Regions from separate parts of the Homo sapiens genome. Here region 2 is linked to region 1. A link is a loop called in an ENCODE intact Hi-C map of the cell type or tissue named here. Cell type or tissue: heart right ventricle. All regions are shown on one strand. Each heading gives the region's core, and the rest is flanking DNA. Links, peaks and the distances in the headings are about the cores only.

Region 1 (16,375 bases), core at 4,009-12,008:
TCCTTTCAGAATATAGCCCAATAGAACACAATAGAGGCAATAGTGAAAAACATAGGTCCTTACAAGCAGCCAAATATTCAATCACCACAGTCCCTATTTTGCATGGTAACCTGAAAAAAATTAATTTTAAATAATGAAGGGAACCATCAGGAGGTTTCACCAATAGTAATTTAAAAAATCTCAAATCATTGCTCTTCTAGTTAGTTACTCCTGGCCTGGTTTCACAGAAATGGGCTGCAGGCATTTCAGGAAATGAAAAGTTATTATTAGAAGAGCCAGGGCTCCTCTGACTTCACCATTCAGAGGATGTCTGTGTTTTCCACCCACAGGGAGGCATTTCTCATGAGGGTGGGAGGGAAGAAAAGACTTTACCTGGTCAGCCTTGGTGGATTCAGCAAGGATTCAAAGCACACGCCAAAGCTAGGAGACTCATACTTCTTGCTTTTCACCACTATTGCTGCCGCCCCTGAAAAGGCCTAAGAAAGTGCAGTTCAGACAGCCAAAGATTCTCAGGGTGGTTAATGCCCAAAGATGCAGCAGCAGGACCACCATTTCTGGAAAGCCTACTGCCCGCTAGGCATAGTCAGTTAGATGTTCTGTTACTTGCAGCCAAGAGCATTCCTAACCCAAGAACCTTTGCCCTCCTTCTCTTGCTGAATTCACCTCACGCCTCTGGGGAACCCTGGAGCCAAGAAGGCACTTCCCAGAAATATGTTGACTGGGTACATAAAAAAATTAGTTACAGGAGGCCTTGCTATCCCTGTTGCAGTGTATCAGGTAAATCATGAACTCATGAGCCAGACTCCTGCCTTCATCTCATCACTCTACTAATTACCCACTCAATGACCTGGAGTTTCTTTATGCTGGAGTCTTCTCATCTGTAAAATAATAATAGTTTATACTCTATAGGTATGTTTTAAGGATTCAATGAGATCATGACTATAAAATGCTTAGCTCAATGCCTCGCACAGGTTTGGAACCTAATAAATGTTAAGCACCATATTATTTACAGATGAGGAAACAGTAATCCAAAAAGCTCATGAATGGGCCCAAGGTTACATAGATAAATGCTGTGCATGCTTATTTTCATGGACACATCTCTTCCTAGTAGTATGTCAACAACTCAGCAAATATTTATTAAGTGACCATGAGGCACAGAGCTCTGAACTAAACATTTGGAATTTATGCTCAAGGATGGGTATAGTTCCTGCCTTAATGGAATTTACTGTCTGTCAAGGATGTTTAGTTTTTCATGGTCAGCCGGCTGCACACAAGGCTGGCCTTTCAGATAAAAGAGACAGCAGCCTCTGTGGTGCTGTTTGAAGGGTCTTAGGAAGGCCACAACAATGTACATCAATTGGCAGAGGGGATCAGCTCAACACAACAGCTTTGTATTGGTCTGCGTTTTATCTTCCTAGAGAATGGATTCATCCAAACAGACTCATATTTTTCCCTCTTCTTTTGCAATTTCTCTGCAAATAAAATAGTTCCTCCTTAAGGCTTTAATGCCTGAAATGTCTCAAGCTAGAGCCAGACCCATGAGTCTGGCTTCTTATTACCTAATAATCTTTTAAAATACAATTTTCCTGGGAAATAAAAGGGCTTCTGTCAATGACACGTATTTTTTATAAATAAATATGTGTATTCATATATATATATATGTATGTGTGTATATATGTGTGCATATGTGTATGTGCATAGAGATATATATTCTTTATGTCTACTGAATTTCCTTGAAGAAACAATGAGTTCCTCTCTTGGGCAGCTAAGAATGATTGATCCTTAGGCAAATTGAACGCTAACATGGAGCTAAAGGAAGAAGCAAGTGACAATCAGGGTGCCAACCTATGCTATGGGGTCCAGCTTGAACTCACCTTTCTTGCTGTGGAACTTAAGCCTTCTCCTGTCTCTACACCAACCTTCCTCTTTGCTTGACTGTTGCCTCCGTGCTCTGTCCCTGGGGCTATCCTCCACGAGAGCTGGATGGCAGAGTGGAACACAGTCTTCCCAGGAGCCCTCTGCCTTACAAACCCTAAAAACCAGCACAAGGCCCCTACATTTGAAAAGCTCTTCTCCAAACCACCCAGCAGAAACAAACAGGCAAATCAAACAGTCACCCTGTGGGGCCATTATAAAAGTCTCCTGTTTAAGGAGAGAATGTTAACGCTCACATTCTCTCTCCTAAAACTCTTATAGGCTAAGGATCTTAGCCTCTCCCTGTTTGGATTTCTAGAGGGTGAGCTTATCAAGTAAACCCTTCTGACTACCCCTTGAGCAAGGCCCATGTGCGTCCCTCTTGTTCGATGACCCCTCATTCAAGAAGCCAGTACAGACTGCAGTCAGGATGAAGGCAGTGCTGTTTTATGATCCTGGGGAAATTTGGCTTCTGAGTATCTGCAGAATAATGGAAGCTGAACAAGAGCCCACTGTTCTTCCTGAAGCAGGTGTCCCCTTGGGCATTTCTTCAACAAATACATAGGTAGGAAGGGCCACATCTTGATGGTCTGGCTCCAGAGCCCACACTCTTAACCCTGATAGTTAATTCACATTAAGTTCTCCATGGCTGGCAATGACTTTTAAAATACTTCCCCTCCCCAAAGAAATTGCATTTTTGAGCACGATTCTTTTTTTTTTTTTTTTTTTTTACAAAAAATCCTCTAATGATGATGGACTTTCTATAACATGGGCTAGTTTAAGTGAAACGTTTGTTTGTTTATTCCAAGAAAGTGGCGTGATTGGTGACATATTCTACAATGCAAAGACCAGCTCACATAGGTGAAATAAAATGCCGGCCAGGTGCCATCTAAGTGGATTTTACTAAAGGGCAGCCCACCAAACAGCCTGACTGGAGGAAACGAGGCACAGTTGAGAGATTGGAGAAGCACCTGTTCCCACCTTTGGGGAAGCAATCACCTGGTTGGATGCTGAAAAGTGATACATGCCAGCCCTTCCTGTCAATGGCGATGCCGTGGCTGGAAACATGCGCTTCCACTGAGCTTGGCTCCAGGTTGCCAAGAGCCTGCACCTGACAAGCAACCAGGGGGGAATCCTTCCGATACACAGCAAGAGCAAAAGAGAGAGTCTGCATTGAAAACCGGCCCTGGCCCAGCTGGTCCATTGAGAATAAGAATAAGAACCTGGTAAACTGCTTCTTCCTATAAAAGAAGAGACAAAGTTCTGGTCCTACAGGCTTCTCTGCAGGGTCCAAATGTGCCATACCACTCTAATTCTGCAATACCTCTGCATGCATTGGCTTTGCAGTCTAAAATTGCTTTTGAGAAAAATGGGCACAATAAAATAAGAATGTATGCCTTTAAGGAAGAGTCCCCCAGATAAGTATTGCTAAAGTCTCAGAGATATGACCCATAAAATATAGAGGGTATTTGTGCTGCGTCTAAGGTTCAACACTGATCATCACTAAAATGATCATCTCTAACAAGTCAACATGTGACATTAGCCAGAAGAAATGGTGGATGTTAAAAGAAACTTGAAAAATCCCAGGAAACAGCCACTTGATGAGCGAATAGTTTAATTTACAGTGTCACTCCCAGGAAATAGATAATAGTTTTATTAAAGTTGCAACAGTATAGCAATTTGCAATTCATTCTCGTTTCACATTAGACAACCCCCTCCTTTCAGCTAATGTTAATTATTATGAGTAAAATATGCAGTTACAACAATTTATTGAGCATTTACAGCGTGCAGGGCACTGTGCCATGAGCTTTAAAAGCATCCTGTGACTTAACTATCATAGTGAACACTTACATAGAACTTACTATGTGCCAGACATATTTCTATGCATTTTGTATTCATTAGCTTACTCCTCGTAAACCCCATGAGGTATTGCTTCTCCAAAACAAACACAACAACCATGAGGTAGGTATTATAATTTTCACTGTTTTACAGAGAAGGAAACTGAGCCATGGCAATGTTAAATAATTTGCCTGGGCCTATATATGTCTGATTAAGAGACAGAGCAAGAATTCAATTCCATGCAGTCTGTTCCAAAGTCCATGTTCTCAATCATTTCTTCATAATTGCACCTTCAAAATATGTCCATGAAATATATACTGCAATTACCCCCTTTTTTAATAAGTAAGAAAATTGAGGTCTAGAATGGTTCAGTCATTTCTCCAGTTGCACATCCAGGAAGTGGCAGAGTCTAGATTTCAACCGAGGCCTTTCTGGTGCCAAAGCCTAGAGGCCATAGGCCATCTTGGGTTAGTTGTGGTTCATTGGCTGTGAGTATATTATTATTTTTCCCACTCAAATATCAAGCCAATATATTTAAATGGCTATTGGGTGCTAGATATTATGTTTGGTGCTGAAGATCAAATGGTTCAGCCTTTCAAAGAGCTTACACTCTAGTGGTGGGGGTGCTGATGCTGAATTTGTTATTAAAATACATGAAGAAACTAAAAGGATGACCTTTTCCCCATGTTCTTTGTCATATGCAAAGACTCTCTTTGACTGGTGGCTTTAGCTATGGGTGTCAAAAAGAACATTGACTGTGTCCTTTCCTCACAAATCAGTCTCTGATGACAAATCAATCTTTTTGTCGCTGCTAATTATCAAGTTCTCTAAGCTATCTGTTGCATGTTGCTTGAGGCTATTGCCAATGAATCTCTGTGGTGGGCTGTCTTTCTTCTGCCCATCCTGATCAAGGGTTCTTCTGTAATTCCCCAACTCTGGCCTTTATGGTTATGGCTGCTGCCAGCCATTGAGTAGTGCTGAGTAAGGCATCACTTTAGAAGGGATTATATTCAAGAACTTCAACAATAGAATCAAGAGAAAATAACAAAACATCTAAAGAAAATAACTGTCTCATTGGTAGCCTCAAACATCACAGTCCTTCCTGAATCTACCTCTTATTGGCAGGTCTGATCTCTGATTACCTTATTTCTGTGTGTGTCTCAGTGTCCTCTCTCAGGGTACGTAGCAGTGGGGTCTTTCACTGGGTTGTTGTGACCATTATATAGGTAAAGCCATACAAAGCACACAAGACAGTGCCTGGATGGTTGATGCTCAATAGATGTGGCTGGTGCTATTGTTCTTTACTCACCTTGTTCTCCTTCTTCTTGTTACTATTATTATTACTTATTATTATACTTAAATACTGGTTCCTTTCAGTGTTTGCTAGGAGTTTGCTTTGTCTTCAGATTTAATAATACACCAGTGGTACTAAATCTTTCAAGCGGAATAAGAGCACGCTGGTCCCCTTCATTTTATTTTCATCAACTCTCAGCACATCTGAGCATATCTTTGTTAAAAACACTTTTCCAGGGTACATTGTGTGAGTAATCATTCAACTGAATAAGATGTTGATGATTCCTTACCACCTTGGTAGAGTAGGTGAACCTAGAAGGGCTCCCGAACTGCATTGGATTTGCTGGAAGTATGATCTTTAACAAAAGCGTAGAAAGAACTTCAAACTTGCCAAAAGGCAAAAGAATAAAATAAATGGCCCGCTTTCATTTACAGCTCTATAGTCACATGAATCTTTTGGAATCAGAAAAAAAAAAGTGGGCTGAAAATGTGTATTTTATTATCGTTGAGTATGTAGACACATTCTGGAAGTGATCAGAAAATGTTAGTCTTGCAGTAGCATCTATCAATCTCTGCTCAACTAAAGTTTGAGCAAGCATTTGACATTAGCTGCTCTATGGTTTTGAATTAGATGTTTGTCCTTGATCCTCTCATGAAAGTCTTTGTCTTTGGCCACCCTGTCTTTACTGAAAAGCCTCTGGTTCTTATTGACCTACATTAACTTTAGCTATTACTTCATCCCCCCAGTGACTCCAGGCTGTGTTCTAAACCACAAACCCATTGTTTCACATCATGAAAAATGTTCTCTACTATCACGACTTGTGGTAGGAGAGAGGCATTAATATCTTCTTGATATGATAACACCTGATAAAGATGCCATTAGTATGTATCAATACTAGAAACGTAGAGACTGCATGATGGTTGTGGCTCTTTTGTTTTCTAAATTAATTGGTTAACATAAAAGACTACACTATTGGACCCTAAATCAAATGAGGTATCTCTAGGAGGTTAGTTACAGCACAGCTTCTGGTAGCAGGAAGCCTGAAGAGAAATAATTGACAAAACTCTAGGAGGTCAGAATGAGCCTAGATGAATGCAATACAACAAAGGGGCAAAGAAAGAAGAAGAAGGAGGAGGAAGAGGAGAAGAAGACCGACTGTATCACTTATCTATAGCTTAGTACAAATTACTTAATGACTTAAAACACAGGTGAGGCTAGTGACCCTGCATGTCCATCACCTTGAGAATGATTGATTCCTTAAATTTGTACCCTAGGTACCTGGCTTACTTCACCCTAGTCCTGGATCTCTAAAACAAGAAAAACATCTTTATAATCTCTCACAGTTTCAGGGGGTCAGGGACTTGGGAACAGCTCAACTGGATGGTTTTAGCTCAGAGTCTCTCATGAAGTTGCAGTCAAGATGTCAGATGGAACTATGGTCATCTGAAGGCTTGACTGGGGCTGAAGGACCACTTTCAAGATGGCTCATTCACATGGCTGAAAAGTCGGTGATAGCTGTTGGCAGGAGGCATCAGTTCCTCTCACATGGACCTCTCCATATGCTGCTGGGGTGTCTTTATGTCATGGCAGCTGACTTCCCGCAGAATGAGTGAACCGAGAGGAAGAAAAGTGGAAGCTATGATGTCCTTTATGATCTAGCTTTAGAAATTTACACCATTGTTTCCACCATATTTCACTGGTAATACAGACCAAGCCTGATGCAGTGTAGAAGGAGATGACACAAAGGCATGAGAAATCATTCATTGGAAGTCATTTTGCAGGCTAGTACTACAAAGATGGAGGAGGAGGAGAGGAAGGGAAAGAAAAATGCCTAGCAGAGAATCTGGTTTTCAAAAGATGACTTTGGCTCAAACTTCTTGGAAAAATTAAATCAAAATAGCAACATGTAAGGTAGAACTAGGACTGGCTATATTATTGGATAATCCAACCCCTTCCTCAGCAGCTGCATATATGTGTGGGAGATGCTGATTGATGGGGTGAGCAGGAAGACCTCATCCAAGACACACACCTTCCATCAAATGTGTCCATCTAGAAAGGACATCAGTTCATAAAAGCCCAGCTTTTGCTAATGGGGGAGCTGAATGATTTGGCAATAGGGGGGTATGATGACTTCTGTTAAGAGGGCTCATCCCATTAGCACAGCTCCTGTCACAGGCTCTAGGATTCCATTGACTTATTCCTAAGTGATCTTGGCATAAGGCCAGCCTCTGTGAATAAGTAACATATCATGGTTCATCCATGTTCTTCACCTGTTATACATAAAGTTACTAAAAGTAAGGGCCAAAAAAAAGAGTTTTCTCTTTAGCAGAAGAGATGTGATTACTTTCCAAACAAAGCCCTTTCTGATTTTTTAACTCAACATTGACTTTCTTTCTGTTATGTGGAAGGCAAAGTCAAGCAGATAGTCTTGCTTTCTTCATTTTGTGCTCAGCCTCTCTTCCTCAAACACTGACTTTCCCAGACACTATACCGTACCTTCCACTGAACCAAGACTCGAAATTAACACATGAATCTTTCTTTACACACGACTCTGCAGTGATTTTTTAAATTCAGAGAAGAGAACACTGGACCCCAGAAACTTCATCCCTTAAGAATCACCAGGTTTCCAATTCTTGTTCTCCTCCCTGCTAATGAGCAGGTCTCCGCCATCCCTGGACATGAGATCTTCCCTTGTACCCAGCATTGGCACCCAGCTGCCTCTCCCTGAAAGCCCTTCATAAGAATGGACAGAATGTGTCCTTCTTCAGTCCTGAGGCTGTCCATCGGAATGGGGGTCACTGTGCACATGCCCCTCACTGCTCTTTTGTCCCTACGCCTTATCATGGCTCCCCAGCAGGGCCTTTGATTTCTACACCTCACTGGGGGTATCTGGGCTACTTTATAGTTTGTATCTCTGTTTGCAAAGATATGTATCCGATTCCACACACAATGAACGAACAATAACAACACAAAATTACAAATGTTATGATGCATTATGCTTTGATTAAATAAGAAATGTGATCGGCTGTGCCCAAAAGGATAGAACTTGAATCCCGTCAAGAGAAGAGATGAATGAACAGAACTACAGTGACATCTGCTGGTCCCTTCCATAGAGTTGTTGGTTTAAGTGTCACCAGAAATGAGTGATGAAAGAAAATAATGATAATCTCAGGCTTAAAATAAATCCTTAAAATGTGCATTTATATAAAAATGTATTCAGTTCAACCATTTTAATCAGTATGTTGCAAATGAGAAAACACAATTCTTGGGAGCAGGAGGTGAAAATTATTTACTCCACAATTGTTCATAACAGGAATGGAAAAGACCACTCACATCATCATTTTAGTACACAATCACCCACGCCCACACACCACAGAGGATAGACAGGTCAGTTAGGAGAAAAGGGAAGCATGGAAAATAAAAATGTTCTACTCAAAAGTATCTCTGAGTCTTAAAATATTGGCTTCCTCTTTAGATGCTCTAGAAGAAGCTGAGGTTCCAGGGGACAGGAATTACCCTCCCCGCCCAGGATGTACAACGTCTTGCACGGTTTCTCTGCAAAGAAATGTCTACTGCTGTGATGCTGAGATACATTAGAAAAACATTAAGATGTAATCAGGCACTCCCTGGGGGCCAGGGTTGCAGTGGGATCAATAAACTTTGCCACCCTGTTGGCTTCCGTTCGGGCAAATCTTCAGTCATCAACATTCCCTGCCCTCTCTGCCAAAAAAATGAAGTGAGATCCTGCTCTGAGGTTCAGCATCCTGAACACAAAATGCCTGAGGCTGCCTCCCCAAAGTCTGAGAAGTCAGTGTAGCATTCCCTTGAGGATTTCTCGGCCAGTGTCTTTTGTAGAAAGGGCAGGGTTTTTGTTGGACCCCCCACCCCCGCCCCCCACCCAAAGCAGTGTCACAAAGGGAGCCGTCATCTGGATTCTGGATAATGACCATTCTGTTTCCAGTGAAATACAAACCCACGTTTTTTTTTCTTAGCACAGCCCTAAATGCCTTCAGTGTATACTGCCCACAACAATAGATTATAAAGCTTTCCTAACATCATTCCTGACCAAAAAATTAGTAGAGATTGTGTCTTTTAGAAAGTACTGAAATTATTCTAAAATGATCCGCACATACCTTAGCTTTGGGGGCCTGAATGACAAAAGATGGGCATTGCCTTACAAACAAAGGAACTTTTCGTTTCTGTCTTGTGCTTGGACTGTGAGGCTGCTCTGAGTGGGGAGGCATGGCTGTCATCTTGCTGTGCTGAAAGCATCCTTATCCCACATCTGAATAAAAGACAAAGAGACCCCCATCCAGGCAGCATGTGGGGATGTTCACATCTAACAATAACCATATATTGTGCGGAAGTACAAGTGTGGACAGTCTGCACTTCTTGGAAGCTAAGCTGCGTTACAGCTATCTGGGTTTCTTTTAATGACTCTGAGGGACAATGCATCACCTACAAGTCTAAAGCACATTCGATAAAACATCTTGGAGTCAGTGCCTGTGGAATTCATTTTCCAGAGACAGTCAAGCTTGGGGATTTGTTTTCTAAGTTTTTTTTTTCTTTCCTTCTTTCTTTCTTTCTTTGTGTGTGTGTGTGTGTGTGTGTGTGTGTGTGTGTGTGTGTAAACCGCAAAGCTACTTTTTCCTCCACTCTATCATCTTTCAGCCCTGAGTGAGTTTGCATGATTCATCATTGTTTAAGCAGGTTTTCTACAAGAGAAGATTACTAAACTAATTGATTATTAATTGATTATCGTAATAGTCCATAACATTCCATTTGCAGTGATTCCTCAAAGCAACGTATGCCCTGGGTAGTTCTCAACAGTGAGGGATTTGCGGACCCACAGCCAAGCTTGCACGTCCTTTAGGGACGCATCCATCTGGCTCTGACAGTGCCACATCCATTATTCCCACAAATAGTACTAAGGGAGGTAGTATTGGGTGGAATGGAGAACATCGTTTCCTCTAGTTTCTTCCATTTGCAACATGTTGAACATTTCCTTTTTCTGCATAACTCTGGCATAGTGTGTGTTTGTGAGGAGAGGAGGAATGCATTTTCAGAAACTTCTCCACCTTCCTGTGGCCACAGACTTCTTGTCCTCCAGGGCCACTGGGCTGTGTTGATGGCCCAATCTGCTGAAATGTGATTCAGCTTATGACTCAAACTCCATCACTATTAAAGAGCCACATTGTCACGTTCATTCGTTTGGCCCTGCATTTGGTCACGAAAGGTCCTTTTTAAGGTTCTCTCTCTGTTTTCGGCCCTGGCTCTAGCCCTGGGGATGTTCATTCAGCAGAGCACAAGGAGTGCCCTTGGGCCGATGGGGCAAAAAGACAATTCCCTTGACCAGGACAGTGAAGTGTCATTTGTGCTGTGGCAGCACAGAAAAGGGACACCCTGAATGGGTGGCAGGAGTCAGGGAAAGCTTCCCAGAAGAAGGGACATTCAAGCTGAATTTAAAAGGGTGTGTGTGGAACTGAGTAAAGAAGGAGATGTGCATTTCAGCATAGCTTCATAGAAGAAGCATAGAGTAATGAAACCACAGCTAAGTTCAAAGTTGTTGTTCCCCAGTGGCCTGAGGGAAGGGTGTGTGTGGGGTCGGGCAGAGAGAGCATCAGGGAACAGAGAAACCCACATGTGGAGCTCCATGGTTCCTCAAAGGCACAGCTTTATGACCTACTTTATTTAACATTTGTCCAGCACCTGCTTTGTACAGGGAACTGTCTGACATGCTGTGGCCTGGAGGGATTGAGAGGAAAACCATCTCTGCCCTCAACAATAGACACACAGTGAGTGCCTACTGCATACCAGACAAGCTTTTAGGTTCTTTCCTGTGGCTTTTCAATTTAATCCTCACGACAAACCTGCAAAGTAAGTATTGTTAGCTCAATTTCACAAATGAGGAAACTGGAGCCCTGAGAGGTAAAAACTACCTATTTAAGATCAAACATCTGGTTTGCAGCCAGCTGGGATCAGAACTACAGAGAAGACACAAGAAGTTTATGACTCAAGATTTCCATTTATACCATACCAGATAGGAGAGGAAGAGCAGGGAAGGAAATGTAAAAATGTGGGCGGTTCTCCCTCTGGTCAAGCCAGCCTATCGCTTTGTACCAGGCAGGAGCCCTGGGCCCAGACTCTCTGGAAATTCCTATGTGGACACGTTCCAGGCAGGAAAGCACAACAAAGACAGTCCCTTTGTTTCTCCTGTTGCCCCCTTATCCCCATGCCCTTTCCTGAAGCTGCTCCTGCCTCTGACCTACATGGCAGTAGACAAGGCTTAAGCCTTCTCTTGGATCCTTTAAATTCCCACAGGTGGTCCTTTCCAGTTATTCCCACTTCAGACATTTCTCAAGCTGAGTGGAGGGAGGTGGAAAGCTTCGTACGCAGGAAAAGAAGGGAGATAAAGAAATTAGGAGGATTCTGAACACTGGGTTGTGGTTTCCTTCATACAAAACTTGTTTCATATTGGTAGTCCCAGATTACTTTTCAAAATATTAGGTTGGTGCAAAAAAATTGTGGTTTCTGCCATTACTTTCAATGGCAAAAACCATTGATTACTTTTGCACCAACTCAATAGTAAAATCCACAAGCAAACACATATATCTCACTCTGTGAAGGTTAGTCTCCTGCCAGTAGCCCTCACTGGGTTTACCAACTCTATTGTTATCCCCTCCCCCTATCTTCTCTTAACCTGATACTAGAAGGCCCAGTAACTAATTATGACATTCCCACAAGAAGGGAAGAAATGTAGTCCCACTAATAGAGAAAGCAGAATAAAGGAAAGGATAGTCAAGGACTTCTCGAAACAACTAAAAATGACAAAGCTGGCTCAGAAATACAGTGTTTTATAAAGTAGAGACATTTATTAAGCAACGGAAGGTTTCCATATAAGTTGTAAGTATATGAAAAAGTCCAAGGAAAATAAAGCTATGGAGACAGTCGTAAAGCATGCAGGTATTGGCTGGACATTTCTAAAACACTATAGGTCTTACTTATTGCTATGGTTTGTATGTACTCCTCAAAGTTCTGTGCTGGAAACTTAATCCTCAATGCAACAATGTTGCAAGGTAAAACCTTTAAAACGGAATTTGGTCTTGAGGGCTCTGCCTTCCTTATTGTAAGAGTAGGTGTGTTATAAAAGCAAGTTTGGACCCCTCTCTCTTGCCCATGTGATGCTTTCCACCATGTTATGATGCATCAAGAAGGCCCCCACCAGATGCAATCCCTCAATCTAGGACTTTCCAGCCACCAGAACCATGAGCGAAATAAATTTCTGTTCATTATACATTACCCACTCTCAGGTATTCTGTAATATCAGCACAAAATAGACTAAGACACTTATTTATGCCTGGATCCCCCTGGTAAAACTTTCCTATGCCTGATTTTTGCACCCTGAGCCCAGCTGTGCAAGGTCACACCTCTAAACCTTGTCTAGTGCTTTATTGTCTCAGATAGTGTGTTGTGTGTTTGCTCATTGCCTCTTTGGTCTTTGAGTTCTCCAGTATTCACAAAACATTGTATTTCTGAATCTGTAATACTTCACATCACAGAGGGAAATAGAAACGGAAGACGCTGGAGGGAACATGAAGGGAGAAAAAGACAGGAGACTTTGTCAGGAGTTTTAAACTTTCTTATTGAGTTAGAAGAAGCCCTGGGGAGAAGATGTTTTAGATGTTTGGGCCTTCTGGGTTCACCGTTGCCGCAGAGAAGAAAGAGTGTGGTGATTTAAAAGTGATCGAGACACGCAAGGGACTTAAAGAGACGACTGGAGGAAGGTGACTCTCTCACAATTGCTCTTTTATGTGGGCATTAAGGCTGTGACCAGTATTGTCATCATTTACAGGATATGTTGCCTTCAGAAGGCATGAGAAATCTTGGCCCCTTTGACTATAGGAAGAGAAAACTTTCCAGCCTTTTACCTAAAGTCCTTTATTCCATGATTCACAGCATTAAGGAAAGAACTCAGGCACTTAGGGAAAGAGATTTCCAATTCATGCTGCACTCCTAATTTGCTCTGTAAATTTTAGCAGTTTCCCTTACTTTGGTGATTTTACAATATTAACCATTTGCAGTCAGAGCAAGAATTACAAGGAAAATCATAAATACTGAGGTGGTAAGCATACTTGTGGCGTTGTCAGTCAAGACATTCTAATATGGGGTTTCTGACAATTAGAACAGGGCACCTTCTCTGACCTCTCTCTGGAGCAAAGGACTCCAGGGTGGTTGGAGATTCTGACAGTGCCAAAGGGAAAATGAGATGAAAAAATCATTTTTCCAGTTAATTAATTTCCAAGAAAACTGTATCTGCAGTTTCTATTGTGCCCCCTCCCCTACCATAAATACTTAAGGGTCAATGAAAATGATAGTACGTGATTTGTTACCAACTTTATGAACATCGGTAGGGTCAGCCTCAAAGATTGCTCAGTTTAGCATTTACCGTGATGCCTGGCATAAATGAGGTATCTGTTATGGGCTGAATTGCGTGCCCCCAAAATTTATCTGTTGAAGTTTGAATCTCCAGTACCTCAGAATGTGACTGTATTTGGAGACAGAGTCTTTAAGGAGATAATTAAGTTAAAATGAGGTTGTTAAGGTGGACCTAAATACAGTGTGACTGGTGTCCTTATAAAAAGAAGAGATTAGGACATAGACACACACAAGAGGAAGACCATGTGGGGAAACAGGGAGAAAATGACCATCTACATCTATAAGCCAAGGAGAGAGGCCTCAGAAAAAAAAAATAACCTTCGGACACTTTGATCTTGGACTTCCAGCCTCCAGAACTGTGAGGAAATAAATACCTTTTAATTAAGTCATCCTGTCTATGGTGCTTTGTTATGGTGGCCCTAACAAACTAACAGAATGCCTACAATTGTGTACTATGTGAAAAAAAGTCAATCAGATGATAAAGGAGCACTCCTAGAAAACCTTAAATCTGTAGACATGATGGTGAACAGTTGACACTGTGAAGTGTGGCCAAGGGTTCAGGACTTGTATGACCTCAGCCAAGTTCGCTAACCTCTCTGAGCATGGATCCCTCTTTTGTGACGTAAGGATAATGATGCTGGACTATATAATGTTTATTTATAGAAGAAAACCTGAGGAACCTGATAGGCTCTGAGTATATAAAAATGAATAACATTGTCCCTATTCTTGAGATGTATAAGGTGATTCTAATTAAGGAGAGAGAGAGATGTCCACAAATGCATAACTGCAACACAAAGAAGGAATACCTGCTTCGAGAGAGATATGTACATGAGCTTCTACAGAAATATGTGCACCATGTTAAGGTCATATCCAATTAACTTTTGAGAGGGAGGGTCAGAAAAAATGTCCCAAATGTAACAATTTAGCTGGGTCTTAAAGTGTAAGGTCACATAGCAGCAGAAAATGAGACAAGAGGGCTTTCCCATAAAGAAGCAAGTCAACAAGCATGGGTGGCTAGAGGGGCAAGAACAGTAAAGGGCTCAAAGGACAGTAAGTAGTTAGTGGTGACAGGAGTGCATCACTGAGATTGGCAGAACTTGAGACAGGAAAGTTAGGTTGATATCAAAACATGAATTGTCTTGAATGCCAGGATAACACATCTAGGCTTTATTCTATTAGACATCAGGAATCACAGAAGGTTCTGAAGCAAGGAGGTGATATGAATGGATCCGTCTTTTGGAAGGAAAGCATACCCCAAAGGCAGTGTAGTGAATGGTTACAATGGGAAACATTTGGAAACGGATAGCTGAGTAGGCATGCCATTGCAGTAGCTCAGGTACCCGACAAGCTTCAGGAAGTCAGAAGGATTGTATTGGATAAACTATGTGTTCAATAACACTAATAAATGTAATTATTTTTTAATGGAAGCAGATTTAGGGCGAGAGCTTGTCAATTCATGTCAATGCTAATTAAATTTTCTGAGAGGTGGTGAGAAGTTAGTTAATATTATAACAAGCATGTGATACCAGGTAATTTTCTCAGTTGCAAATATCTTTCTTCATTTAACACCAAAATAACTGCTCATTTTGATTGAACAACCAACCAATATGAAGAGAGAAGTAGAGTTTTGTCAAAATGACTTTTCAATGCGGTTCTATCTTATTTTAATCTTCACTGTAACCTATAATCACTTTTGGTGGCATTATGACAGATATGCTGGCACATGTGGCAGACTATACTGAAGGTTTCAATTCCACAGGTATTGGTTTTGAAATTTCATATATTTAGAAATATAAATAGCATTAAGTTTTAAAAGACAGAATTGTATACATTCTTTACCAATATGTTCCCCTCTCTCTTTGTATCCCTCACCCACCACATAGCAGAATTTCTTACTACGTCCTCTGTGTTCCCAAAGCCCCTTGTTTGGTATTGCATGGATCACTGTGGGAAGAAATAAACATAAGCCTCTGTTTCCATTGTTAGATCACAAGCTCCTTGTCTTCTTCATCCGTGGCTCCCCAGAGCCTAGCACAGTGCCTGCCTGGCCACAACAGATGCTCAACACTCAGTGACTGAATTGCTTTAATGTTACTCCCAGGATGGATTGTGTGTGCATGCATGTGTGTGTGTGTCTCTATGTGTGTGTGTGTTTTTCTGCTATAAACTCAGAGTGAAACGTGATGAAGTGGTGTAGATTCTACTTGATAGCTGGTTTCATAAAGTAGCTCTCTTTTTTAATGTAAAAACCTTCGTGAATGAACTGACACATGCAGTTAAGCACATTTTAAAGACTCCATCTTAGCAGTCAGCTTTAGTGAGCCCGTCTCTCTTTGAATGTTAAGTGTCTGATTCATAAGCGCTTGTCCCACTCCATTGCCCTGGTGCAGATCACGCTTATTTGTTTGACTTGTACAGGACTATTGTGTATACGTCTCCCATACAGAATATCATTACACCAAGGCAGAGAGAGGTTTAATACACATTTTGTACTTTTGACACCTAAATAATCCAGTTATCACCTTGACATGGAAATTGGAATGTCTTTGTTCTACTGGCCTGACATAATCAAGTTAGAATACATATATATCAACATTTTCAAACCATGAAGTATGCTGCAAATACCAAAACTTCTTCACTGTTTCAAACAATGCAGCCAAGAGAGTTCATTATACAGAGATAGGGAAATAAATTATTTTTTTTCTTTTTGCTCTTCTGCAGTTGACTAAGGAAGTGTCAGTAAAGCAGTCAGGTGCTTTGGTGGCTAATGTTTTCATGATCTATGCACCCAGCATCTGGCCTCACTGTCATTTATTATCTTTTTCCTTGGATGTTAATAAAGCCATAGATATTTTTTTAAAGTGTCTTCTTGTTCTTCTATCTGCTTAAATC
Region 2 (16,375 bases), core at 2,989-10,988, 950 kb before region 1:
GCACCACCATGCCTGGCTAATTTTTATTTTTTTCGTTGAAATGGGGTCTTTCTATATCCTAGGCTGGTCTTGAACTCCTGGTGCCTAGTGATCCTCCTGCTTCAGCCTCTCAAAACACTGGGATTACAGACATGAGCCACTGTGGCTGGCCAATGCTGTGCATTTAAAGCAGGCCCAGTGCAGCTCTGTGCAAAGCTATTTTAATTGAGCTGGCTGAGTACAGGGAATGAAGTGTCCAGAGGTGAGCTCCAGGGCCTCGGCCCTCTGTGAGGCTTGCTTCTTTGAGGCAGGCTTGGCTCTTTGTCAGTATTTCTGCTGAGCTCAAGGTGTGTTTATAGAATTGATGCATGTGTTCCCACAAAGCATTTTGAAATTTTTTGAGCAAAAGTTTTCTTCAAACATGTCTACAGAGCTGAGATGAATTTACACATCTATGAATTTCTAGCCAATAAATTCCTAGTGTGAGTTTGCTCATTATTTGTTCATTCATTATTCATTCATTTGTTCATTCATTAATTCATTCAGTGTGCTAAATTCTGAAGCTATAAAAGATGAATGAGATCAACTTTCCTCAAGAATTTTATTACCTAGACAAGGAAGACAGTCACTTACAGAAATGCACTAAAATGTTATAGATGCTGATGAAAGTAGGTATGAGATTCCCCATGTCAATGAAAGAGAGGGAGACAGGAAGGGAGGAAGACTGGCCACTGGGATATGAGGATGGTCAAAGTAATATTCATTGAGGAAGCAATTCTCAGACTGAGCCTTATAAAGATAATGATCAGGTAAACAAGTGAGTAGGCATGTGGAGAAGAGGGCAGAAGCCATGCCAGTGGGAGGGATGAGATATGGAAAGAGTAAGAGACAAGATGATATGATCGATGGGGGTTTCCTGGCCCTCCTTTGGTGTGGAATGGCTGGGGAGGAAAGCACAATGCAGGAGGTGGTAAGAGGGGCTGAGGGGGTTTCGGGTCACACTCAGAAGGGTCTTGTGTGCCCTACTCAGGAGTCTGTACTTTGTTGTTTAGACATTGGAAGTTGTTTTTTTTTTTTTTTTTGAGATGGAGCTTGCTCTGTTGCCCAGGCTGGAGTGCTGTGGGGTGATCCTGGCTCACTGCAACCTCTGCCCCCTAGGTTCAAGCAATTCTTCTGCCTCAGCCTCCCAAGTAGCTGGGACTACAGGCGTGCCACCACGCCCAGCTAATTTTTTTGTATTTCTAGTAGAGATGGGGTTAGGAACAAGTAAACCCAGTGACCAGATATTGGTTTTTAAATATGTGTTAGCCAGGTTGGTCTTGATCTCCTGACCTCGTCATCTGCCCGCCTCGCCCTCCCAAAGTGCTGGGATTATAGGCGTGAGCCACCGGGCCTGGCCCTGTTTGTTTTTAAACTAAAGATTTTATTCACATTTTGTCAGTTTCCCCAAGAATGCCCTTTTCCTGTTACAGGATCAAATTCAGAATCTCACATTGCATTAACTGTCCCATCTCCTTACTCTTCTCCAATCTGTGGCCATTCCTCAATCTTTTCTTATCCATGACTTTGACACTCTTGAGGAGTCTGGGTCAGGTATTTGTAACATGTCCCTCAATTTGGGTTCATCTGATATTGTGTCATGATTAGCCCAGGCTTATGGATTTGGGGGAAGAATGCCACAGAGGTGAATTGCCCTGTCAGTGCATGGTATCAGGGGATACGTGAAATTAACACAACTTATTACTGGAGACATGAACCATGACCACTGGTTAAGGTGATGTCTGTCAAATTTCTCTACCACAATGTTACTCTGGTTTGTGTGTGTGTGTGTGTGTGTGTGTGTGAGAGAGAGAGAGAGAGAGAGAGAGAGAGAGATGGGGGTCTCACTCTGTCACACAGGCTGGAGCATAGTGGACCAATCATGGCTCACTGCAGCCTCGACCTCCGGAGCTCAAGTGATCCTCTTCCCTCAGCCTCCTGAGTAACTGGCACTACAGGTGTGCACCACCATGCCCAGCTAATTTTTGCTATATTTTGTAGAGACAGAATTTCGCCATGTTGTCCAGGCTGGTCACGAACTCCTGGACTCAAGGATTTGCCTATCTTGGCCCCCCAAAGTGCTGGGATTACAGGTGTGAGACAACACACCCGGCTACGATGATATTCTTTTTCCCTTTTCTTACTCTGTTTTTTAGAAGTCACTAAATTCAGCCCACACTCAAAGGGAGGGGTGTTAAGCTCCACTTCCTGGAGAGAGGAGTATCAAATAATTGGTGGACATATGTTAAAACAACCACAGTAATTAATAAATATTATAGAGGAGATAATTTGAGGCTATGCAGATATCTTGTTTCTTCTTAATATTTCACCTCCTAATTTTAGTATTCATCAGTGAATCTTGCCTGAAGCAATCATTACTGTGGTGTCCTAATAGTGATTTTCCTCTTTATTATTCCTTTTACATTTATTATTTGGAATTCTTCTGTAAGGAATATTTGTCCTTTCTTCTTCACTTATTTATTTATTCAGTCATTTATTTATATCAGTATGGACTCACAGATACTCATTTAATTCTTTGGATATCCTTTGGGTTATAACCAATGCTAGTGTTAATTATTTTGTTTCTTCAATCATTCTTGCTCTGGCCATTGGGAATTCTTTGAGGTTGTCTCCTGTGTCATTTTGACCTGCCCTTGTCATTGTGGCTGTGGTGTCTCTGAGTGTGTTTTGTGCACTTCCTTACCTTCTGGCATTGCAAGATGCTCCAGGCTCATATTGTGTATGTTGTATCTTCCCTGTCTCAGCCCTGGAATCAGCCATTTCTCCAGAGAGGCTTGGTTGCATATATTGAAGAATGGTATTTAAAAACCAATATCTGGTCACTGGGTGTGATTGTTGCTGCTGTGTCACTGCTTCTAAGTTTTTAAGTAAAGAAATAATATAACTGTAATTGGAGAATGTCCTGGCAGGCAATTGTCAGGGGATACTGCAGGAGACGGTGAGGACACCATGCTGATTGATTGCCCTGGCAAGACAGGAGGATGTACTGAACCTCGGCAGTGGCAGCACCAGTGGAAAGGAGGGTGAGGGAGTTTGTGGCTCATCTAGACATTGGTCTCCAGCAGTTATAGCCTGAGTCCTACTCTGCTACTTGCCGGCTATGACCTTGGACAATATGAATGTCCTTGGACAAGTCATTCGACCTTTCTTTGCCTTAGTTTCCTCATCTAAAAAAAAAAAGCTAACAACACCTGTTGAGAGAATCAAATGAAAGAAAATGTGAAAATCCTTGGCGATTCCAAATCACTGTCCCAATGGGAGGAACTTCAGTGTAACAGCTTTTCCCTATGCTTTTTTTGCTAGTGAGGGTCTAGCTGCTTAGGGAGGCAAAGGAGAATGGGTATTGTCATGGCACAGGCAGGAGAAAATTGCCTAGAAAAAGGCTGAATACATCCAGCCAATCTGGGTGTAAACCAGAAATCTGCAGGTCCCGGGGGAGCAGAGCAAAGCCATAGAACGTATGCAAGGCAGCAGTGACCAGCAAAGGGTGACAACCAGGTGGGAGCTTTTGCCCAACAGCTTCTGCAGAGTTCCCAGGGCGTTCAGGGGTGGTTCCCCAAGCATGGCTGGCCTGGGGCAGTGCCGCCTGCTTTAGCCAGGCACCACGAGGCTATAGAAGGATGTTCATCGGAGACGCTTGACTTCACTGGGGCAAAAAAGGTCACAAAGCATATTTCTGCTCACCCTTGCAAATTAGGATGTATGGTCTGGAAATGACTTTTTCTGATTTGTACTTACACGGTGTGGAAAACATAACAGTATGCCCTTGTGCTGTAGCCCAATATCCCAGGCTGCAGAGGTCTTGCTGTTAGCTAGCCAAGCGCCCACTCTAAGACCCAAGATGTCTTGTGTTTGAGATTTAAGTAATGTATTCCAAACCATTGTGGAGCCCTCAAGGAGGGCTTGAGAAGTGAGTGGTTTTTCTGTTCTGTTCCACGCCTAAGCCTCCCACTGTTTATCTCAGAAGTGTGGGCCCTGGTCCAGCACCCTCACCATAGGCAGAGGGACTTCCTCCTCCCTTCTTCCCATCCCCTTCTCCCCCATCCCTCCTGGGGGCCTTTCCTGTGTCCTTCATCTCCTCCTTGGTTCACTATGCTCAGGAGCTCGCTTCTTGTTCCCTTGCTCTCTGGCTTCTCACTACCTCTCAGGACGCTGAGGGAGGGCTGGGGTGGGGTGAGGCGGGGAAGATGTCTTTAGTGGTTCTGCCCTTGGGATGAATTATCTGCAAAATAATTACATCTTCCCAAGGCACAGGCTAACAATCCTGTGGGGAATTAGGCTGAAAGGGGCCTCGGTGTCTTCCAGCAATATTTGTTTAGTATGTGCAACTCCTAGGAGGAGGAAGAGAGAGGAAAATATACATTATTTCTAAAGAATAAGATAATACCTAATTGTCTTAGGTTATTTGGACTGCGATAACAAAATGGCTTAGCTTGGGTAATTTATAAACAACAGAAATTTATTGCTCACAGTTCTGGAAGCTGGGAAGTCCAAGATCAAGGCGCTGGTACATTCCGTGTCTGGTGAGGGCCCACTTCTCACAGATGATGATTCTAGCTGTATCCTCACATGGGGAAAGGGGCCAACAAGCTCCCTCAGGCCTCTTTTTTTTCACAGTTAAAAATTTTTGGTTGACACATAATTATACAAATATATTGGTTACAGTGTGATATTTCAATACTTGTATGCACTGCATAGTGATCAAATTAGGGTAATAAGCTTATCCATCACCTAAAATAGTATCATTTCTTCTTACTGGGGAGATTCAAAATTCTCTCTTCCAGCTATTTGAAAATATAGAGTAAATTGTTGTTAACTATAGTCACCCTACAGTGCTATAGAATGCTAGAACTCATTCCTTCTATCTAGCTGTAATTTTGTATCCATTACCCAACTTCTCCCTATCCCTGCCTTCCCCTACCCTTCCCAGCCTCTAGTAACCACTATTCTACTCTCTACTGTGAATCAACTTATTTACCTTCCACATATGAGTGAAGATGTGCGATATTTACCTTTCTGTGTCCCTCAGGCCTGTCGCATCGAAGCACTAATCCCATTCATGAGAGTGGAACCAGCATGACCTAATCACGTCCCAACGGTCCCCTCCTTTAATACTACCACATTGGAGAGTAGGTTTCAACATATGAATTTTGGGGACCACCAGCATTCAGACCATAGCATTGAGTGTGTTCAATATTTGAGGCTCTTTGTGCATGAAATAGTCTCAGTATTCCCATCATATAGGCACCATTATTATCCTCATTTTATCAATGGGGAAACTGAGGCTCAGAGAGGTGAAATAACTTACCCATGTCTCACAGCTAGTAAGGGACAGAGCAGGGTTTCAAAATCAGGTCAATCTCTCTTCAGAGCCTACACAATGCCTCCATACAAAGCTACAGAATGATATCTCATATGGTAAGAAATTCTAGGATGGATGTGCATGTCTGAGATCAGAAATGTCTGAGAAAATTGGGGATAAGTGGGTGCCACGAGAGAGGGCATCTGCATCTGAGTAACAGACAGATAGACAGCAATCTGGACAGAACCAAGGCCTGGCTGGGGAGGCAGTTCTGCTGCCACATGGGGGCGCATGACCCCATTCCCTGCACTGCTGGCTATGGCTCCCGAGCCCACTATTTTTCCTTACACAACCTAGCAACTGTTCTTCCACAGCTGCTCCTTTGGTTCAACTTTCCAATACAGCATAGTCTTTTACATAATTTAGGGACTTCTTTAATTTGCTGGGTTTATAGTCCAGAAGGTTTCTAGGGGAAATTTCTTGTAAGTGGGCACTTGAAGTCCAAGGCCTAATGATTTCTCTTTACTTTTTTTTTTTTTTGGTCTCTGAACCTGGATAGGAATGATCTGTTGACATTTTGATCATATAGAGGACATACCAAATTTTGCATTTGCTGAAAGCAGAAAATATTTGCATGCAAAAGAACCAGAAGGTTTGAGATATTCACATTGTACATACCTAATATTTTGAACAAATACCTTTTGCTGCGTAGTAAACAAACCCAAAACTTATTGGCTTAAAAACAACTTAATATCATCTCTCCAAATTCTGTGGATTGACTGGACTCAGCTGAAAGATTCTTGCCAGGAGTGTCTCATGTGATTGAAGTTAGACACAGCTGAGGCTGGAATCAGTTGAAGGCAGGAGACTCAAGTGGCTTCTTCACCCCCATGTTTGGCACTGCAGCTGAAGGCTGGCTTGGAGGAGGGCAGACCAGACATTTTTCTCTTTCCATGGGTCTGTCCTTAGCATGTTGTCACAGGGTAGTTGGACTGTGACACACTAGACAGCTTCCCCCAGAACAAAATCTTCAAGGTTGCTTATGACATAACTTTGGAAGCCATTCCAAGTGATTCTGTCACATTCTCTGGATCGCACGTTCTCTGTGGAAAGGGACTATATATTACTCATGAATGACAGGAGGCGTGATTCACTGCGGGGGGCGGGGGCATCTTTGAAGAGTGATTACCTTAGTTTGCACCCTGCTGCCAATAATTCATGTCCCTCCACGTGCAAAATACACTCACCCCTCCCCATAACACCCTGTCCTCCTCCCCAAATCTTGTTTTATTTAGGCATCAGTCTCATTATCTATTCTATGTAACAAATAATCCATGACCTATTCTCATTACCTATTGCTATATAACAAAGCACGCCATAAGTTAGTGTCTTAAAAACAACTACCACTTTATTATTAGGATTCTGTGGATTGTTAGAGCTCTGGGCAGTTTTGCTGCCTGTAATCTTGGCTCAGGCTCTGGCCATCCAAGGCTTGGCTGGGCTGGAAAGTGCAGATGACTCACTACATGGCTGGCCTTTGAGACTTGCAGTCCAGGTCTTTAACAGAATGAGAAGCATGGGTAGCCCTAGGCTGTGCCTTGTGTAGTTCAGGACTGGTTTGGACCTCTGTCTGGGCCACAGTCAGACTAATCTCAGCCAGTAGACACGTGACTTGCAGGAGATTTCCTTCAAGCTGAATATATATATAATATATATAAAAATATATAAAATATAAAATATATAATATATATAAAATATATAATATATTAAAAAATATATATATAAAATATATATATTTTGTAATTGGTTGGTAGGGCTACAGGGCACCCAGAACTGAATGGGTGAGTACTTCCAATGGCTATCTTGCACACTCACCCTTACTTCAGCCTTCACTAGCTGCTTTAGAAATCACCATGGTGTATATTTTCTCTCTTTCACTCATGTGCTTTCTGTCTTCCGTTCATGGTGACCAGCAGTGAGAAGATTTGGTGGAAAATGTGTATATCGTAAAGGAAACCCATTAATGCTCAACCATTGCCACAATTGCCAGTGCTCCCCCACTCCATCCAGCTAACAAGAACTGTTAGTATCTTGTTTGCCCTCTTGTTACAATCCATAAACGTATGTGGAGTTTGCACAGTTAATCTTGGAGAGCACCTTGCTAGATATGGTGAGAACCAGAAATAGTTCTCCACCCTGAAGGGCTTATTGTACCATAAGGGAGAAAAGACGAATGTACAAGAAACTTTATCATGTTGTGATAAAGAATGAGGGCTGTAGGAAAGTTACAAAAACTCCATGTTGTAGGAGGTCAGAGGACAGAAGAATTCCACTCCCGTATTCTGGCTTTGACTCTCCTTCTAGCTCTAAACAGATGTTTACATTTCACACTCCACTTTCCCCATATAGATAATAAGGAAAACATAACTCCTTTTACAAGTATCACCGAGGAGCAGTGAGAGTCTGTGACAAGGTATCTGTAAAGGTTTGGGATTTTATTTTTGTAGAGTCCAAACACATCTTTAACCTTACAGGTGCTTGGGATGGAAAGAGGAGGTAGAGTGGTTTAGATATGTGTATGTACATGTGTATATGTGCGTGTGTGTGTGTGCGCATGTGCATGTGTGTGACAGTCATGCTCCAAATGAGGCCTCAGGGGGTAATAAAAAGAGGGCCTGCTGGGACCACCAATTTCTTTTTCCCATCTGTGATGGCTGGGGCCCTGTGCTTCACACTGGGAAGGGTATTACTGAACTCTCCTCAGTCTTGTGGTGCGGTCGCCTTTAATTCATATTTGCATGTGTCGTGAGACCAGCCAGGCAGCTGAACACTGCCCAGGAGTGGAGCTTGTGATGATGGAGAGAAATGAAATCACTGTTTAATGAGAATTGGTGAGATAAGGTCCACAGATGGACCATTCGGAGGGCTGTGTTTGAACCACGGTATCCCATTCATTTTATAATACACCTTACTGTGGGCTTAAATTGCATTCTTGGAAAATTTAGCCCAGCATGACTAGTTCTTGTTAGAATAGCATCACTCACCTAATGTTGTGTTCAATAAGCCTGTTGCATAAAAGGTTATCATGTAATTTTTATCATTATAAGTCTCCAGTGCTTCCAGAACTTACCTTCAAAAGAGTGAAAATGATATTTCATATATCCACAGTTGTATTTCAAAGTAAGTTCTAAAAAGCCACATGCCTCAGTTTACCCTTTGGAATTTGCCTATCTTTTTTTTACAGCGTTATTGTTATAAATCAACTTTCTAAAAGAATATACCAGTGATATTTGCCTATAGCTTTCAAGCTTTGATTAATGTTTTAATGGTGTTTGTCCCTATTTTAATCCATGTAGTATATTGAACTAAGCCTGGGGTTTAGAGTTAGATGAGCTAGGGTCTGAATCCCAACTCTTCCCAATTACTAGCTGTGATGATGGTTAAATCACATAGTGATTCTAAGCAATCATTGTCAATGGAGTTGAAAGGATTTAAATTAAGGTAGGTACAAAAGGCATAGCACACTGCCTATCACATAGTATGTACTCAATAATCAATTTCAGCTATTATTATTGTCATCAGTAAGAATGACAAAATGTGTGCTTTAGACCTCTAAACAGCTTGACTAGATCTTTCTCTGAAAATTTCACCTTGCTTTGTTTCATTTGTATCTGCAGAGTCGCTGTTCTTATCAGAAGAACCATTATGCACAGCTAATTTCAGGTTCATGAGTTCTTAAGCACAGTGGGAAACTAATAAATCAATTAAACATATATTTCATAAGAGATTGCTATATTTATATGTGCATACATAAATATAATTTTAACAATGAAAAGTAGCTTGTCATGAATAGTTTATTTCATGAGATAAAAATAAAAGGAAAACAATAAACACTACTTCAAAATGCAATGCTATGTAACACAGAAATGAAATTCCACAAGATCTTGTGGTTCTCTGTGTTACATTCAAAAAGAGTAACAGATAACAAGATGGCTGGCCACAATGTGAGATATACTGTTGGAGAAAATTGTCCAGTGTTTTGAAAGGAAAGGAAAAGCCTTCTAGGAATTTCTCATCACAGAGAATTTAGACTGAAGGAATTTGCCACGGTGTTTTCTGAATAGCCTTAGAATTTTATATTGGATTTAAAAATTGGGTTAGGGAGGGAGTGGCTCCTCAGAATGAAGCTTTTCCAGGCTCCCTTTTACTTTGTTTTTGCCTGGGGCATTATTTTTTGTTTGCCAAGACCAGCTGCTTCCTCGCTAGCCAGGTTTCCGTTTAGTGGCCCAGGGCGGCTTCTCTGATGTCGGGGAATTTGCCCCTCTGAGGTTGGAGCGGGCAGCTGTGTGTCCCCAGGCTGGGCGAGGGGGCTGAGCTGCCTGGAGGCCTGGATGGCTGCATTCTGCTGCCGCACTTTCACCGGTATCTCTTCGCGGATCTTCAACAAATGTGACCTCTGCCAACCTCGTCTGAGCTCATCAGCTCTGCTGCCTCTGGGACCCAGGAGGGAGACAAAGGGGGCTGGGTCAGCGTTGGATGCCAGCTATTTTTTTCCACATGGTCTCTGGGAACAGTTAACTAATCATATCAGACCCAAAAATGATTTAAACCTTTCCTAGCTACTAAGCACGGGAACTGTTGCTGGCACACAAACAAATCCCAAACTATCTCAACATGATAACACAAGCTTTTTAAATTTTAGAGTAAAATGTATCATTAATCAACCATCAACAAGTATTCATTCATTTATTATGTGCTGTGCTCTGTGATGTGGGGGAGACAGAGTGGAAAGCTCAGCCTTCTCTGAACGAGCAGGTTGGATCATTGTGGGTAAAGCTGGTCCTCCACCCATCCTGGATGGACCCCTTTATTACAGAAATGTTGTTAGGGGTTGAATTGCATCCCCTGAGATTTATTTGTTGAAATCCACACTTCTCCCTCCCCTGTACTGCAGAATGTGACCTTATTTGGAAATCGAGTTGTTGCAGATACAGTTAGTTCAGGTGAGTCATACTACAACAGGGTGGCCCCTAATCCAATATGACTGGTGTCCTTATAAACGGGGGAAATTGGGACACAGACATGCACACAGGGAGAATGCCATGTGGACACTGGAGTTATGTTGTTCTAAGCCAAGAAACTGTCAGAGCTGGAAGAGAGGCGAGAGCAGATCCTTCCCCAGTGTCTTCAGAGAGAGCAGGGCCCTACTGACACCTTGATTTTGGATTTCTGGCCTCCAAAACTGGGCGAAAACACATTTGTGTCTTTTAAGCAACTATTAGTATTACTTTGTTATGGCGTCCCTAGCAAACTAATACAAATGCGAGGCTATGTGTCCACCCAATTTTATTGGGGAAAACTGTCAGCTTGCCACTGACTTGGAGCACAGTCTGGGCAGCCTCTTCTCCGTTCAGCTGATGCTCAGCCCCAATGTCACCACTGAGACGGGCCTTCAGGACTGCCTTACCTAAGCAGGCCCTGCGCTCTCCATCCCAGCACCTTGCTTCATTTCCTCTCTGACTCATCACTACCTGAAACAACCTTGCTTATTTTTCTTGATTTTTAAAAACTGTCTATTTTCCACACCAGAGCTTCTGCTCCAGCAGGCTTCTGTCAGTCTGTCCCATGCTTGGCACATAGTAGGTGCTCAAAAAACACTTGTTGCAAGAAGAAACAAATGAAGAGGTAAAGCTTCATTTGGGAATATGATTTTTTGTGTGTAGACAGAACTGTGCATCTGGGCACTGCTGATCCCACCCCCTCCCACCCCCACTTCTTTCCTTTTCTCTCTGTTAGGGCTGGGAGCAAAAGTCTGGGCTTGCTGCATGGACACAGACAACACAAGCCTGAGTTGCTCTTGCTCTGCTGTGGATGAGTGTGGTTTTGTTTGGTTTCACACTTCATTTTGTCTCTGAGCTGCAGAGGACAGCTGGTCAGCTCTCAGTCCTGCTTTGCCACCTCTTGGAAAGGAAAGGCAGTGAGAGGAAACTAGACATGCCAGCCAGGCTAAGGATGAGGGCCTCAGGACTCCCACATGGAAGAAACCCACGGAGGAAGGAGGTTCTGCCAGATCTGCCTCCCTGTGTTCACAGAGTCTCTGGACCTCTAGGTGTTGCACCCAGGCTTTTGTAGTTCACTCTTGAGAGGAAGGAGCTGCCAGGCCCCTGGGCTGTGTAGGGCCAGGAGTGAAGGCTGGGGGCCATGTGTGGGCATATTTAAGCCAGCCAAGGCCTCAGAAAGTGAGGAAGGGGGGCTTTGGGAGACTTCGACTTCCTGCCTTTGAACCTCAGACAAACCTAAAAGGCCCTCGGAAACACTATTTGCTCACGGGATGATAATGTGGCTGTGTTTGTGTTCACCAGCTAGTGAGATATGGAAGGTTTGGACTGAAATGACAGGCAGTGGGTGGAGGGGCCTCCTGAGGAAATACTTCAGATAAATACTTCTGGGATAAGATCCTTGACCAGGGGTGAAAGTGGGAACAAAGATGGAGAGGTTTACATAGACTATATGCTGATTAAATACTGTTTTTATTTGTATGTGATTTACGTTTTACCTACTTCCAAAAAGGATTGGAGGGGGATGACTAGTTGAAGGTGAAGGATGAGGTAAGAATGACTCCAAGTTCTCAAGCCTGAGTGATGGAGAAAAAGAGGGTGTCACTATCTCAGGCAGGAAGAATGGCTGGGAGGAGAAAATATTTGTGAGCAGACAATGATGTGTTCGGTTTTGGATTTGTCACTCTTTAGGTGATGAAGAGACATTCAAATAGAAAAATTTACTAGACTGTTGCAAACATGTTACTCAGAGAATCCCTATCTTTGATAGGCAGGCTGTCTGCAAAAACAAATCTATGTGATTAGTACAGAAATAGGAACTCCTTAATTTATAGCCGTAGCTATTGTTTGCTTCTCACTGCTTTTAGTGTCATATCTTTGCTCCGAAGGAGTTGTAATTTTGAGTATCACATGCATGGGTGAGCACACACACGTGCGCACACACACACTCTCTCTCACACAAACACACAAAGCCTATTTGCTGCAGTTGTATCCCGGAGTCTTGATACTAAATTGCTCAAAGTTTTGCTTTCCTGTGTCCTGGGAGAGCCCTTTGGTCTTCTGTCTTGTCTCCCTGAAGCCACTCGCTTCAGCTCCCCGACAGGCACTTCCGTGTATCCTTCTGTGATCTCTCCCTTGTTTGTGTCTTGAGTAGCAGAAATGCATTCCGGCAAGACTCACCCCTTTGCTGTGACAGATTGCTACACTGCAGAGCCCATTCAAATAACTTTTCTTTTGCCTGCCTGCATTCTCAGAGAAGCTTTTAGTGTCCTCCTTGGAAAACCACATGAAACAATGTGAGCTATCCAGGGTAAGAGCTCAGCAAATGAGTACCAAGTTAGGAGTTCGAAGCAAAATAAAGAGGTTATAGCCAGGAGAAGTTTCCAAGGTTGCTGACGTGTAAAAATGTCTAATTGGCAAGTGTATTCTCCTTAAAGACTCAGAAGAGGAGGGTATCGATCTATTGCTGCCCTCTAGAACAGATTCTTTTGTAGAATCCAAGACAACGTTTTATTTTTATTTTCTTACTGTGTGTGTCAGAATTTAGAATATATTAACTTTCACTAGTACCTAAATCTTAAACTTTCTTTGCTTTAACCCCAAAGTATATTTCCCTTTTCTTTTTCTAACTCTTTATAAGCATAATTTAAAAAATTACACAAGTAAAACTTCCAAACAAATAGAAGGATATAGGATAAAGCTTTTATCTTTTCCCACTCTTGAATTGTGTTCTTCTCTCCAGAGGCAGCATGTGAATAGTTTAATATGTAGCTTTCCATGCCTTTTTCTGTATATTTAAATACATGCCTGGATTGCTCTGTCCCAGTGGTCACTTGCTGGTCACCCATTTTACTTCCTCAGGGAGGGCCTCTCTGATGACACAATGTAAATGAGCTGCCCTCATTATCACCTTTTGCCTTTCACTATTTTGGTTTTCCTCCTGGCATTTATTACCATCAGTAGTAGGCAGAATAAAGCTCCCTTCTCTACAAAGATGTCCACGCCCTAATCCCTGAAACCTGTGGATGAATATGTTCTCTTCTGTGACAAAGGGGACCAAATGTGATACAAGTAAAAGCATGAACCCAAAGGAAGGGAGATAATCCTGGATTATCCTGGTGGGTCCAATCTAATCACACAAGGCCTTAGAAGTGGTGAACCTTTCCTGGCTGAGTCAGAGAGAAGGGCAAGAGATTCAGAGCATGACAAGGACTTGATTTGCCACTGCTGGCTTTGAAGATGGAGGCAGGGGGACACCAGGCCAAAGGATGCAGGTGGCCTCTAGAAACTGGGAATGGTTCTTGGCTGACAGCCAGCAAGGAAACAGGGACCACAGTCCTATAACCACAAGGAACCAAATTCTGCAACAACTTGAAAGAGCAAGGAAACACATCTTTCCCTAGAGCCTGCAGGGAATGCAGCCCTTTCTGGGCAAAACTCGGATTGAACGTTTGACCTACAGAATTGGGAGATAAATTTGTGTTGTTTAAGCTGCTAAGTATGCAATAATTTGTTCTGACAATAATGCAAAACTAACACACCATTTAAATTATTTTGGTCTTTTATTGGTTTGCTTGTTTGTTTATTGTCAGCCTGCCCAATAGAATGTGAACTCCAGGAAAGAGAGACTTTGTCTACTTGGCCCACTACTCTATCTCTACTGACTAGAACAGTTCCTAGCAGGTAGTAGGTGCTAATTTTGTTGTTGTTGAGTGAATAAATGAATATTAATGTGGACATGTTTGTATATGATATCAGATTACACATAATATCTTATGACTTGCTTTTTACACTTAATGATGTATCTTAGATGTCTTTCCATTTAGTTCCTATAGATATAACTCACTCTTTTTAACTGCTACACTACATACAATTTATGATTGGATGTATAATCATTTTTGTTAACCATCCCCTTATTGATGGACATATAAGCTATTTTCAGTTTTTCACTTTGCACATCTCTGGGCACGTGTCCAAATATTTCTATGAGATAGAAATGAAGTTTCTGAGTCAAAGCATAAGTTTTTTTTAAGTTTGATGGATATTGTTAAATTGCCCTCTAAAAATTCTATACCAAGGGACACCCCCAATAACTGATGACAAAACGTTTCCCAACACTCTTGGTAATGTTAGTCTTATAAATCCACTTAAAAAAAAAACAATGACTGGTAGGTAAAAGTATCTTATTGTGTTTTAGTGTTTGCATTTCTCTGATAGTTCCTAATGTTGAACTGCTTTTCTTAAGTTTGTTAGCTATTTGTTTTCTTTTTCATTGAATTGGTCTCTGGCATCAGAATTTAAAAATCTGAATCCTGACTATAGCATTTACTAACTGATAACTCTGGACAAGTTCCTAAATTTCTCTTTGTCTCAATTTTCTTGTCTGTAAATGGAGATGATAATAGTATCTGATCAAAAGAATTACTATGCAAATTAATAGAGTTAATAGATAAAAAGTGCTTAAGATACTGCCTGGCAAATAGGATCCTATCAATCAATATCAGCTATATCTTTGTCCATTTTTTGTCTCTTGGGTTGCTTTATTATTGATTTATAAAAACTCTTTGTATATTATAAAAACTCATCTATTGTCTGAAACACATTTATTGCAAATGTATTCTTCAAGTTGCTTGCCTTTTAGCTTTGGTAGTGATGTATTTTATCTTAAAGAATTTTAAAATTATTTCCAATCTGTCCATCTTTTTCTTTGTGCAGACTATATGCAGTCACAAAATTATAAAAGAATTCTCCCATATTTTCCTCTACTATATTTCTATATTTTTTGTGTTTAGTTCTTGAATTGCCTTGAGATTTATTTTTGTATATGGAGTGATGTAGGAATCAAGTTTTCTTCCAAAGTAAAGACATAATTTCCCCAGAGTCATTTATTGCATATATTTCTCCACTGATTTAAAATACTTGATTGACTGTATGTGTTAAATTCACATATATATGAGATATTTTGTATTTATTCCTCTCTATTTTTTTGAGCTGGAGCATACTCCTTCCCAAATACCACATCATTTTAATTTGTATAACTACATAACATATCTAATACTTGCTAGCACAAGTTCGGTTTGCTATTTTTTCTCTAAATTTTCTTGGATATTTACAAATCCTTTCTCTTTTATATAAACTTTACAATCAGTGTGTTAAGTTTATTCTGGTTGTTTTTAATATACAGGTTAATTGGGGAGAATTTTTACATATAAAATATTGAGCCTTTTAGCATATTATGATTAGGTCTAAACTTAAGCATTTTTCTGTTATCATGATAAAAGCCTTTGTTCATTACATTTTCTAAGGGGACATTGTTGATAAATGAAGCTGCTAGTGGTTTATGTATATTGATCTTGTATCTGGCGATCTTATTTATCTTTTACATTAATCAAAACAGTTTTCCAGTTGATTCTTTCAGATTTCTGGGTAGATAATAACATCATATACAAATAATTGCAGTTTTGTCTCCTTCCAATTTACCATCTCATTTATTTTCTGTGGCTTCTTGTATCGGTGAGGACTACTGTTATGATCGTCATACTTGATGACATGATTTCTTATCCTTTCCTTGACTTAAATGGAAGACGTTTTATTTTTCTCCTTACTTAACTCATTTTGCTTATGTATAAGTAGATTTTTAAATTTTCTATGGCTTGTTCAAAGAGATACCTTTCTTTACTCATTAGAGGGAATATACGCCAGGAAGTAGATGATGTCTTGATATAAAAAAACTGAAAATAGGTTTGTAAAGAATATGCTGTTTTGTACAGTGATGTAAGAAGGAAGAATGGAGGGATAAAGTATAAGAAAAACAGGATGAAAAAGGAGAGAAGAGATAAGAGATGGAGGTTATTGAAGCAAAACAAAACAAAAACAGGAGGGTCCATGTTCCTAGACTTCAGTGGTAGAAACGGTGGCCGGACTGCTTTTTACCCTTTGGGTGGAAGAAAGGACATGTTTGGCAGGAGGAAGGGAA

Evidence for each region. Hi-C counts contacts between places; a loop is a spot of excess contacts. Peaks named below come from ENCODE experiments on the same cell type or tissue, not always from the same donor. Only the 100,000 strongest peaks of a DNase experiment are listed, where the experiment ranks them.
Region 2: it touches region 1 in a loop (5-fold over the local background); 56 of 110 quality-filtered maps call a loop at or near these places.

Annotation. Positions count from the first base shown.
Region 1 is chr18:24,870,255-24,886,629 of GRCh38, reverse strand. No RefSeq gene overlaps it. Among named protein-coding and RNA genes, the nearest start is that of LINC01894, 110 kb to the left of the region's middle. In heart right ventricle, for the core only: a CTCF peak has its summit at 8,155 (motif pointing left); no DNase peak of the experiment used is centred there.
Region 2 is chr18:25,821,466-25,837,840 of GRCh38, reverse strand. No RefSeq gene overlaps it. Among named protein-coding and RNA genes, the nearest start is that of SS18, 260 kb to the left of the region's middle. RefSeq lists enhancers at 9,243-9,742, 9,743-10,244. In heart right ventricle, for the core only: a CTCF peak has its summit at 5,632 (motif pointing right); DNase peaks (open chromatin) are centred at 5,620 and 6,850; H3K27ac peaks cover 585 bases.